2 separate regions of the Homo sapiens genome follow, and region 1 is linked to region 2. Evidence: chromatin contacts called from ENCODE Hi-C data. All regions are on one chromosome and are shown on one strand. The core of a region is the stretch at or near the end of the contact, and the rest is flanking DNA. Distances in the headings are between cores, read along the strand shown.

What was found. A loop is a pair of places that touch in the nucleus more often than their neighbours do. Pooled maps may share reads with other maps.
Region 1: a loop to region 2 is called in a map of naive thymus-derived CD4-positive, alpha-beta T cell, with 9 times the contacts of the local background. The contact joins two enhancer-like sites. A Hi-C loop is called at or near these places in 1 of 168 maps with a recorded cell type or tissue (naive thymus-derived CD4-positive, alpha-beta T cell), 10 of 37 single-sample maps with no recorded cell type and 7 of 50 pooled maps.

What each region holds. Positions count from the first base shown.
Region 1 is chr9:99,716,695-99,722,832 of GRCh38, reverse strand. LOC101928438 (a long non-coding RNA gene) reads left to right here. Exons shown (of 7, transcript NR_109802.1): 3 at 4,546-4,674. All of the region lies in intron 2 of LOC124902234 (a long non-coding RNA gene), which reads right to left. Among named protein-coding and RNA genes, the nearest start is that of NR4A3, 100 kb to the left of the region's middle. Within about 2 kb of position 1,997, at least 5 of the 41 ENCODE cell types and tissues checked have a DNase peak (open chromatin) inside an H3K27ac peak, as active enhancers do.
Region 2 is chr9:99,761,192-99,767,161 of GRCh38, reverse strand. The region is part of intron 2 of LOC101928438 (a long non-coding RNA gene); the gene reads left to right. Among named protein-coding and RNA genes, the nearest start is that of NR4A3, 58 kb to the left of the region's middle. RefSeq lists an enhancer at 4,534-4,583. Within about 2 kb of position 4,526, at least 2 of the 41 ENCODE cell types and tissues checked have a DNase peak (open chromatin) inside an H3K27ac peak, as active enhancers do.

The DNA.
Region 1 (6,138 bases), core at 748-3,247, 42 kb after region 2:
TCGTTGAAATAAAAGGAGAATTAAGCTTCATGTATGTGAAAAGTCAGTGCAGATCCAGGACTTTAGGAAAAATTTACATTTTTAGAAATTATATCTAGGGAAGTACTAACTGAAGTCTAATCCTTTAGCAACAACATTTATTAACCTTTTAAAAAATTGAAGTATAATTTATATACAGTGAAATGCTCAAATCTTCAAGCTCAATCACTTTTGATAACTGCATATTAAGACACAAAATATTTTTATCAGCCCAGAATGATGTTCCCTCATGCTTCTTCCCACTCAATTTCCAAATTCACCCCCCAATCAACTGCTGATCTGCTTTCTATCACATAGGTTAGTTTAGTTTATTCTAGAATTTCTTATGACTGCAATCATACAGTATATGTTCTTATGTGTTTTGTTTCTTTCACCGGACATACTTTTGAGATTCATTCATGTTGTGTATATCAGTAGATCATTTCTTTCTATCGCTGAGTAATATTCTATTCTTTGAATATGCCACAGTTTTAAAAAAACACTTTTGCCTGTTGACGTACATCTGGGTTTTTTCTAGTTTTTGGCTATTATGAATAAAGCTGCTATGAACATTTTTATATAGGGCTTTATGTAAGCATAGGTTTTCGTTTCTCTTGGGAAAATATCTAGGAGTAGAATTGCCCGGCCACAGGGTAGACATATGTTTAACTCTTTAAGAAACTACTAAACAGTTTTCCAAAGTTATTGCATCATTTTATACTCCCAGCAGCAATATATGAAAATTTGGATTGCTCCACATTCTTTCCAACATTTGATGTTGTTAATCTTTTCTTAAAAAATTTCAGTCATGTATGTGTGTATGTGTGTATATGTGTGTGTTTTACTTTGCATGAAACTTATAAATAATAAAGTTGAGTATCTTTATATGTGCTTGTTGGCCATTTGTATATCTTCTTTTGTGGCTGTCCAAGTCTTCTTTAAAAAATGATTTGTCTTTTTATTATTGATTTATAGAATTTCTTTGTATGTTCTATATGCAATGTATTTGTCAGAGAGATATATATTATATATATACATAATATTCACTATATATAGATATATTTTATATTTTATATATAAATTTTATATTTATATAATACATAAATATATTATCTATAATATATAAAATATATAAGTATATTATATATAATTTATATATAAAGTATAAATTATAAATATATAATATATATAATTTATATATAAAGTATAAATATATAATATATATAATTTATATATAAAGTATAAATTATAAAAATATATAATGTATATATATTTTATATTTTTATATCTAAAATATTCACTATATATAGCTCTATCTACATATCTATCTATCTACTGAATTTTTTTTCTCAGTGCGTGGCTTGTGATTTATTTTCTTGACGGTGTCTTGATGAGCAAATGTTTTACAGTTTTAGGTAGTACAGTCTATTAGTGTTTTTATTTTATGGTTTATGCTTTGTATGTTCTTGAAAAATGTTTGCCCATTGCAAGGTTGCAAACATTTTCTTCCACTTTTTTTTCCTTTGTAACTGTATTATTTTATATTTACATTTAACTCTATAACCCTTCTCATATGGGTTTTTTTGGATGTGGTGTGAGGTAGGGGTCAAGGTTCTTTCTCTCTCCCTTTTTGTTTTGGATATCCAGTTATTCCAACCCAGTCGTTGAAGAGATTTTTCTTTTGTCATTGAATTGCTTTATATATGGTTGTATTTCTGTACTCTATTTTGTTTCTAGTCCTGTTTTGTTTTCTGTTAGTAATGATTTTGAAATAGGAATAGATTGGGATTCTTAGATATATAGAAGTTAATGAATTAGTATAGTCTCACAATAAGCATTTTTTTTTAACCACTTGAAGACTTTTTCTTGTGTTCAATGAACACAAGATCACTTATTTGATCCTTATGTGAGTACTTGAGGGGAAGTGGTTACAAGGAGCCAGAGTGCTAGCGTGTTTTGGCTTTTACTTTCTGTTTTAAGCAACATCTTCCAAGAATAAGCTGAAATCAGGCAAGAATTAGCTGGTTTGAGAGCAAAAACAGAGGGAATAGAGAGAGTCTAGAAATGCAGGGGCTGACAGGGTTGGAAAACCCAGCTATTCCTGAACTGAAATAAGCTGCTGCCTTTCTATACAAACCTATTATTTCAAATGGTTGCAGTGTAGCTGCCATGAGTTGAGAGAGGTAAAAGCTAGGTCACATTTGACCTTTTGCAATTAGTTAAATTTTTTTGCTGAATTCTTACCCACTTATATTCCACCCAGTGTCTCTTTCTCTGGTGCTTTGGCTCAGGTGAACCAGAGGTCATGTCCTGGCTCTCCTTGGAGGGCCCATCTTTCCTTAGAATTCAGGTTACTTGTCCTATGATTGCAACTCTCTAATAGTTCAAGAAAAGCTCTGATTTGTAGTCTATCCGGCTTTATTGTTGTGAACGTTGGACAGATATATTTTTAGCTTTTTACATCCCATGTGGAAATAGAACTCCCAAGAGAGTGATTTAGAAAGATATTATTCATCTTGTAAGATAACTTCCTGTAGTATTCCTTTGAATCGCAATATCCATTACCATTCCCTTCAATCTGTTTCTTTATGGGATCTTACTCACCTGCCTCCAAACTGCTAGACTACATCTCCTGGAATGTGCAATTTGGCATGTATTTCTATTCTAAGTAACATGCACAGATCCTGGAAAAACTAAAAGACCCTGTTTGTTGATTAATTGATGAATGGAATGTATTTACCAATCTTCTCACCTGACAAATCCTTATCTGTCTTTCAAGACCAAAAGCAAATGTCACTTCTTCTGAGAAAGCTCTATGAGTTCCTTTAGGAAGAGTTAGTTATTTTTTCTCTATGCCTTCATAATACTTTGTACATTCCTCCACTAGATGATTTTTATATCTTTTAGTTTAGATTGTGAATAAGATTGGAGCATGACCAATTCTTCTTATTTTGTATCTTTAGGTGCCTAGAACAACGTGTGGTACTTATAATTATGACTCAGTTTGTCAAATGGATGCATAAAAATTGATTTTCTAAATGAGCTGCTGAATATCTTTGTTGAATGATTATACACATTGGGTTTTGCATTTATGTAACTTTTATGTACATGAAGAAATGTACTTGTAAATGTATGTGTATATGTGTGTGAGTGTGTTTCATCTCCTAATGATGCAGGTAATTGCAGAATTTGCTTAGGACAAAGATATGGCACCTCTGCCATCATTTTCTCCTTGTATGCCATACCGTGAGATAAACCACCTCTGTTCTTTTTCCTGTTGATCCCAGGCATGAATTTAGAATCTGATCTTTCAATAATAATTCCACCAATAAACCAGATATTTCCCCTTCCTTAATCTAAGAGGCTCCTATCACAATAAGCGGGGGGGTCACCTTTGATTGATGCCCTTGCTGAATGGTACCTAGAGGGAAGATTCTAATAAGCTGCAGACACTTTGCAATTCCTGTCTTTCAGAACTTAATCGCATTTGCATTTTGGCTATGATCAGATGGTGGAAACACAAACTCCAAACTGTCAATCAACTTAGGCTTCTTTTCCAACTTTTCATAAATAAATTTCTTTAAAAATCTTTGAACATTCTTTTAAACACCGAAATTATGCAAGTAGTTTTTAAACAATTACTGTATTTTCTACCTATATATTACATTATAGTTGGTAACCTGTTCATTACTGAAAATCTAGCTTGGGAGGTATGCATCTAAATGTGTGTGTGTCTGTGTGTGTGTGTGTGTGTGCATATGTGTGTGAACTGAGGTATTCATGAGATTTGAGGGAGAAAAGAGGGAAAATATTTACTGAAAATATATTTTTTATATTGTCCAGTTTTTACCTTTAAATATCAGTAGAAAAAATGGAAGCATATAGATTTCTGGCATGTAATTTATCTTCAAAACAGAAATTAAACCTAACCAGTTATAAATTTGAGTTTCTTTCTGAATTAACCATGTTGGCACTACCCCAGCTACCTCCTTATGTTCACATGGTTGCTTCCAGACTCTATGTAGAATTTTATGCCTCTGTAGTATCAAATTTGTTAAATGGCATATTTTTATATCAGTAATTTTTATAGCATATTGTTATTCCAGACTTTTACATGCCTCTAATTTATTCTTAACTTCAATATAGCAGTATTGATTTTTTTCCTTCCAAGTTTGATGGTATGAACACTTCAGTTGTGATTTAAAGTCATTTCAACACCATCAATAATTTGCACTTCGTTTTCTATTCTTTTGCAAACTTAAATATTTGGGCAGGTACAACTGGAAGTAATAATACTCCTCACTACTTTTTGTATCACTTTTAAAAACATTTAGATTATTTCTTAATGTGGTTGAGATTATGTGTCTCTAATGACTTTGAATTATCCATGACACTTAAATGCAGAATAGTAAGAACAGTTTTGGTTGCAAATCAAATAGAACCTGATACAGCTTCCTTAAGTTATATTTTCTCTCTTTGTCCATTAGTAACAAAGAATAAATTGATCATAACTTTTCTCTTTTGTAGAACTACTATCAATGCCTTTTACAAAATGAGGTCATTGGATTGCAGAGTTGGCTTTCGAGAAGATTTTGTGGCCTTTCTCAGCTGTCTAGGTGCTGTAGGTGCTGTGTTTCTATGGCTGCAAGGATGAAGGTAACATGGATGAGGGAGGCTGATGAGGCATGTTTTGGTTGTTATATAAAGCAAGGCTCACAAATGCAGCAATAAGGACATTGATTTTTTTCCCTTGGCTACTTTGCAGTGGAGATAAATTGCCACCAGGTGAATGGTGGTACCTTGATTATTTGGCCCATAGTCTAAATAGCTTTAATGGGAGACCTGTTTAGAGCATCAATTTTCTGTTTTAAATATATCATTTCATTATTGGCACAGAATTATGACCACATTAATGGAGATAGAAATAAAGAAGAAAAACTAAAAATCATGTCTTTATTTTCCCTTGCTTCATGCCCATTTATAACTATAATTTTTGTGTTGTTGTAATCATATTTTTTGATACATAATTTTCTTTTCTAATTTTTAAATAATATATCAAAAGCATGTTTCCATGCCACTACCGTGTATTATTTATAATGATCATTTTAACAGAATATCATGTATTTTTATGTGTCAGCAGATGTTCTTTTTAAAAAACTGTGTATTAAATGTTGAATATATGTACAAAAATTTATAAAAGTTATACGAAATCATCATAAATTAACACCCATATGCCTATCATTCAATTTAAGATAAAGAACATTGCTATTATCTTTGGAGGCCTCTGTGTTCTTATTTCCCACCTCATCCTCTTCATTACCCCTACAGAGGCCATGTGATCACCCTCCTAAATCTTGTGTTTATTGTATCTTAGTTCTCTTTATAATTTTACCATATTTGGTTATATTCCTAAAGAGCATACAGTTTAGTGGATATTTTAATCAATATTTAAATGGACTAAAAAATGTGAACACATTTATCTGTAATTTGTTTTTTCACCCAGTATTAAATCCCTATGTTTTTTCTATGTCATTGTGTTATATTGTATTCATCTACATTGTTGTCAAGTATTTCATTATATGAATGCACCACAACTTATTGTCCATGATAAACATTTGGGCAAATTCCAGTTTTTCCTACTGTAAATGGTAATGTAAAGAATATTTTAATAACACAATTTCTATTACAAATGTCTAAGAGTTTCTTTATAATGCATGAGTAATTCTGTCGGGTCATTGGTGTGTATCTCTTCAAATATATGGGTAATGCCAAATTGTTTTCCAAAATGGTTGTACCAAATTATGCTTCTACTAGCAACGTGTAAGAATGCTGGTTGCATCATATCCTTGCCAATGCTCAGTTGATATTATCAGATACAATTTTTGCTAATCTGGTGAGTTTGAGAATCTTTCTTATTTGGTTTTAATATAAATTTTTCCAACTAGTAATGAGACAGAACATCTTTTCATATGGGGTCTCTTCTATGGCGTGCTTGTTCAAATCTTTTGCTCATAGTTCTCTTGGGTTTTCTTTTCTTATTGGTTTGTACGAGTTTTTTTTAATATATTCTGGATATCAATTTTCTGAGTTACATGGGTTCAAATATCTTCTCCCATTCTG
Region 2 (5,970 bases), core at 3,277-5,776:
CAATTATGGAGGTTGATGAGTCCCAAGATCTGCAGTCAGCAAGCTGGGGACCCAGGAGAGCCGATGGTAGACAGTTCCAGTCCAAGTCTGAAGGCTTGAGAAGCAGGAGTGCCCATGGTGTAGGTTTCAGTCCAAGCTTGAGTCTGAAGGCAGGAGACCAGTGCCCCGGCTTGAAGGCACTCAGACAGAGAGAGAGAGAGAGAGAATTCTCCTTTACCTGGCCGTTTGTTTTATTCAGGCCTTCAATGGATTGGATGAGGCCCATCCACATTAGGAAGGACAATTTGCTTTACTCAGTCTACCAATTTAAATGCTCATCTCTTCCAGAAACACCCTCTCCCATACACCCAGAAATAACATTTAACCAGGTATCTGGGCACCCCACGGCCCAGTTGAGTTGACACATAAACTTAACTGTCAAACCTAGAGTGTAAAATTTAAAGGGAAACGGAAAAACTCAGTAATCAAGGTTAAATAACATTTTAATGCAATATTTAAAAAATCAATGCAAAGATGTACGATAAACAAAATGTTGACATTTTAAATAAAGATAGAATCAGTAATAGTACCTTGCCAAGCCATATTGGAGCCTAAGGCAATACTAATTTTGTCTTTACTTAGAATTTTGATATTTTGTTCATAAGTTCCCTAACCCAATGATTAACATATAGTGGGCCTGTTAAAGTTTTAAAAAATCGATTATGAATTGGTTAGCCCATGATACTGCAAAAGAGGAATGGAAAATCTGTTAGTGGGAACAGTTTGACCTAGTTGTTCTGGTAGAAGGTAGAACTTTGTAATCCTAAATTTATGTACTAACTCTATTCAGCAGTTTGTCTCTTCACCGACAAATATTGGCTATGGGTTCTGCCTTAGTCCTAGACCCGTGGGCGCCATCCTAATTTATATGACTGTTTTAAGGTGATATTTTGGGATTTATTATACTTCAAGCATAATTTTGAATATAATTTTTCGAAATTTAGATTTTCTGTAAAGGCTTGCTTGTACAATCTAAATACTTGCCATATTACTTTTTAGCCAACTATTTCTGGCATCCTCTCCCATTTCTTAGTTGAGGTATTCGTCAAATAGAATAATCTTATCCTCCTCTTCCAGGTTCTTCTTGTAATATCTCCATTATGACTGGAAGATGGAATGTTCATTCCAAAAGTCAGATTTGTTGGGATTCTAAATCACATTTTTCAGAGTTCAAAGTTTCATGTTATACGAGAACTTGAACTTTTCTCCATATAATATTTGGATGTAGCTGCTCCCAAGGACTGAACATAATGTTGTTTACTTCTTGGCACGGAGACCCATGTTGGTCAGTACAGAGACCTGGATGAGAATAAGGAACATTCACCTTTCTCTTCCAAATACCCATTATTTGGTAGAGAGAGAGAGATTTTGGTAAAGGCTGGCGAAGGAAGCATTATGTGAGTGGATGCTAAAGTAGCATAATAGTCATTAGACAAAACATTTTAAAGGGGGTATAATAAATGTAGAAATAGAAAACACAATTATACATTTAGTTTACCATTGAAAATAAAAATAAATGTACCCAAATGGTAGTTACTCAAAGGCAAAAATAAAAGTGTTCATGAAGTTCCAATAAACTTACACATAGTTTAGTCTGAGATATACTTACAAGGTCAGCTGGTTTTTTGTTAGATGCCTTCATTGCAGACTTCTATTACCCAGAGGTAAAATTTACAGTTATTTTTCATGTAGGGAAATAGAGGAAGAGCAAGAAACGTTCTCCTTCCTCACCTCAGTTCTTTGATGTGGATGGAGTGGGGGTGAGGTCGTAGGAGAGAAAGAGGGAAAACCCAGAAATGAGGTTTGGGGAAAGAAAGAAGTGGAAAATATTAAGGGAAAAATGTGGAGTGGTGAGGAGGAAAAGGACAGAAAAAGACTATGAGGAAGGAACAAGAGACAGGAGTCTGGCTCTAAAAGCTCCATTTTGTGTACTACTTGGTGAAGGAGACAAAAACAACAATTTTGGGTAGTGGAGACTCACCTGATTTATTATTTACTATACAGGTGCCCTCCACGTTGTGGGGAATAATTTGGGTCTGGGGCCACTATGAGGATTTTTTTCTGCAGGTACTAATATTCTGAGGTGTGATAGAACTTCTCTTTTCCTGGGACAGGAATAAAGTGAACTAAGAAGAAATAAACATTTATCAAGTACAAATGGCAAGATCTATGACAAAGTTTCCTGGGAATTAAGGTCTCTAAATCTTCATTTATTCCCACTATGCTAGTTTTCCTGTTATTTTTCCAATTTTTTATTTTGGTGAGGACTGCCTATAGCATGTTCTCTAGTAGGCGAAAAAATGAAAGAGTTTTTCTAAAGAAAAATTCACTACTTTCTTAAACTTTACCTTGAATAGCTGGTATGTTAACTTGCCTCTATTTTTATAAATTTTTAAGAGGAAACTTGATGGTTTTCTGCATAGGTAATTTTTAAATATTACTTAGCTGAGCCATGTGGAGAGATTATTTCTACTGTTGATAATAATTGTTTTATCTCTGGAAAGCATAAAAAATAGAGTATTTATTTGTATCTGTCACAGCACATGCTTGGTTTACAGAGGATTCTTTGTAAAAATTCACAAAATTATCAATTTAAGGTCTTTGTAGCATATATATATGTATTTATATATATTCCTCTGTAATTATGAGAATTGTGGACACTTAAACTAACTTGTATATCTGCTATATTTCACATCTGAATGGTACTGCTGGTTTTTATTTTTAATTTGATTTGTATCTTTATCAAACCAACATAAATGCATAGTTTAAAAAGTCAAAACAAATAAGACTTATGATGAATACAGCAGTGTCCTGTGGCATATTTTCCCACACCTGATTCCTGTTCACTGTTCCACTTTATTAAGTTTTTCACCTCCTTATTTCTAAACAACAGACTTATATTAACTTTAAAACTCCTTCATTTTATGCACCAATGACTTTCCACTATGGATAGTGGGGCTTTAGTTTTCTTAGACTATCTATTCCTCCTTCCTGCCCTTCTTATTCTACTGTCAGGTCACAGTTTTGGTTAAATTGACATTTAGAAGTACTTTTTAAAAATTCTTTTAAATATTTGTACTCTGAGAATTTATTTTAAGAGAATAATCAGAGGTGTGCATAAAAGATTTACATACAGGGATGGTCATTACAGTATTTCAGTAATAATGAAAAAGAAGACAAAATCTGAAGTCTAGCATTAGGAGTTTTTTGTTAAAAATCTGTCTTCACCTATTCATGTAATAAATTACGACGCAACCATTAAAAACAACGTTTTTTTAAGACTGTTAATGACATAGGCAAAGGTTCATGATACTCAGAATTAACAGTATACCTAGTTTGATGCAAATTTTATTTAAAAAAAGAAAAAGAATAAAAAATATATATAATATGAGACTATGGAATGCTGTGTACCAAAATGTTAAAAGTGATTTTCTCTAGATGATCAAATTGGAAAGGAATTTTGTTTTCCTGTTTAATTTTTTCTGTACTTTCCAAAATGAATTATGTTGGTAAATTGCTTTCTAAAAGTGTTCTACTATTTTGCAATATCATCAGCCATACTGTATTCTCAATACTACTTGATATGGTGCTATTATTTTCAAGGTTCTTGATATTAGATGTGGTCATCTTCTTTTTATTTATATTCGGACATTTTTGTGGAATTTTGACATGAGTTAAATGCATTTACCCTTAGCTATATTTTATAGGAAGAAATAAAACTCTCGTAATGTACATTAATCATTCTAAATTTATTTTTGCTAATTTAATTGGCAATATCCCACATTATTTTTAGTTTTGTTTCTTTGTGCTCAATTAATTTTTTATAGCTTTCTTTTCTTGTTGTACATTGACTGTTCTCTGAATTACTTCTATATCCACTCACATCCTTTGGCTAGTACATTTTGAGATGATAAGACAGGGTTAGAGATTATTCAAAGCAGAGAGAACAGTGTGAGCAAAGGCATGGGATAATGAATTGTGGAATGGGTTTGGGAGATAGCAATTCCACTTTGAAAGGAGTGTGGTGTGCTTGTAGGAGAATAGGTAGGCAGGAAAATGTAATGCCCTGGAGGTGTTGAACATTGCTTGCTCTTCCCCACCTCCTTCTCAAAGAATCTCTTCTGCTCAGGGCCCTGCTTCCAATGAGTCTATTCTCTAAACCTGTTATCCTGCCCATTCCCCATGTGATTGGATCACAGCTGATTGGAATAGAGCGGGCTTCTGATCCAAGTACCCATCATCCATAGGCTGTTCTGTGACATTTCTATGGTCTAGCATGAAAAGACGGGCCATTTGGAATTGGTAAATTAAGAGACTGAACCAATTAGTGGGGGCAGAAACTACAAGGAAGTGTTGAGAGTTATCAAGGTTTAAAAGGTATTGGGAGTGACCACATTGTGCTGTGTTAGCCGAAACTATCAGAGAATGGAAACTGCATAAACAGAGGAAGCAGAGTAATAGAAGGGAAACTGAAAGGAGAAGCAGCAACACGGATAGAAAGAGAGAGTGGTTGAGTTTTAGAGCTTTCTTGTTTTCTGACAGTTATCAATTGAACAATGAGTGTGCTTTAAAACATTTTCTTACCTGGGTGTGGTGGTGCATGCCTGTAGTTCCAGCTACTGGGGAGGCTGAGGCAGGAGGATCACTTGAGTACAAGAGTCCAAGACTAGCCTGGGCAACATGGCAAGACTATGTCTCTTAAAAAAGAAAATTCCAGGCATGGTGTGGTTCATGCCTGTAATCCCAGCACTTTGGGAGTCTGAGGCAGGTAGATCACCTGAGGTCAGGAGTTCAAGACCAGCCTGGCCAACATGGCGAAACCCCATCTCCACTAAAAATACAAAACTTAGCCAGGCGTGGTGGTGCGCGCCTGTAGTCCCGGCTACTCAGGAGGCTGAGGCAAGAGAATCGCTTAATCCAGGAGGCAGAGGTTGCTGTGAGCCAAAATTGTGCTGCTGTACTCTAGCCTGGGCATCAGAGCAAGACTCCATCTCAAAAAAAAAAAAATTTTTTTTTGAGGTAACTTGAGTAGATCTCTAGTCCTTCCAAGCATGTAGGCATTTTGGGGGCCATATTATGAAGAACTTTGGATGCTAAGGAAAGACATTTGTAATTGCTAGGCAAGGGATAAATATTAAGAATTTTTGAGGTGTGGAGTAATATATGAGAAGTATATTACATGAAGATTAATCTGGTAGTAGTATGTAGGAGAGACGGAGGAACTGATTCTGGAAGCTATTACAAGAAAATATGTGGGAGGTAATTAAAGCTTTGAGGATATGATAGAAGGAAGGTAAATGAGTGGATAGATGTAAAACATATAACAAAGGCAGGATCAACAACATATGATAATTTATTAGATACAAGGGACTGGGAAAAGAACAAGTCAAAGTTGAAGCTCAGATTTTAAATTCTGGGGATTAGAAGTTGGTAAGAGAAATAGGAAAGTCCTATTAAGAGAAATAGGAAAGTCAGAAGGACCAGACCGCTGTTAATTTCATGTTGGTTGAGTTTCATGTGCTGGTAGGGAAGTACTGTTTTGTTCTGCTTAAATAATGTTTATTGAGTTCCTAAACCTTGTTTTAGGCTCTGGATGGCGGAGGTGAGAGGTTGAAGTACAAAAATGAGTAAAATAAGGTTTGTGCCTTTGAGGAAACTCTAGTGTTATGGGTGAAGTTATCTTTCAGGTAGAGATGTACGCGTGGAGCTTGGGAGAGAACTTTTGGACAGGAGATTCAGGTGTCAACAGAGTCCCAAAGAAGTGGATTATGAATGGATAGACAGAGGGGATGCAGAGAGGAGGACTAAGGCTAAAACCATAGTGAAGAGCTTGTGTCACAGGGCAGGAGAGTCAAGAATAATCAGAGGAGGCATGGCCAGGACATTCACAGGAGAAGCAGGATAGTACAGGGTCAAAAGAAAAACCATAGG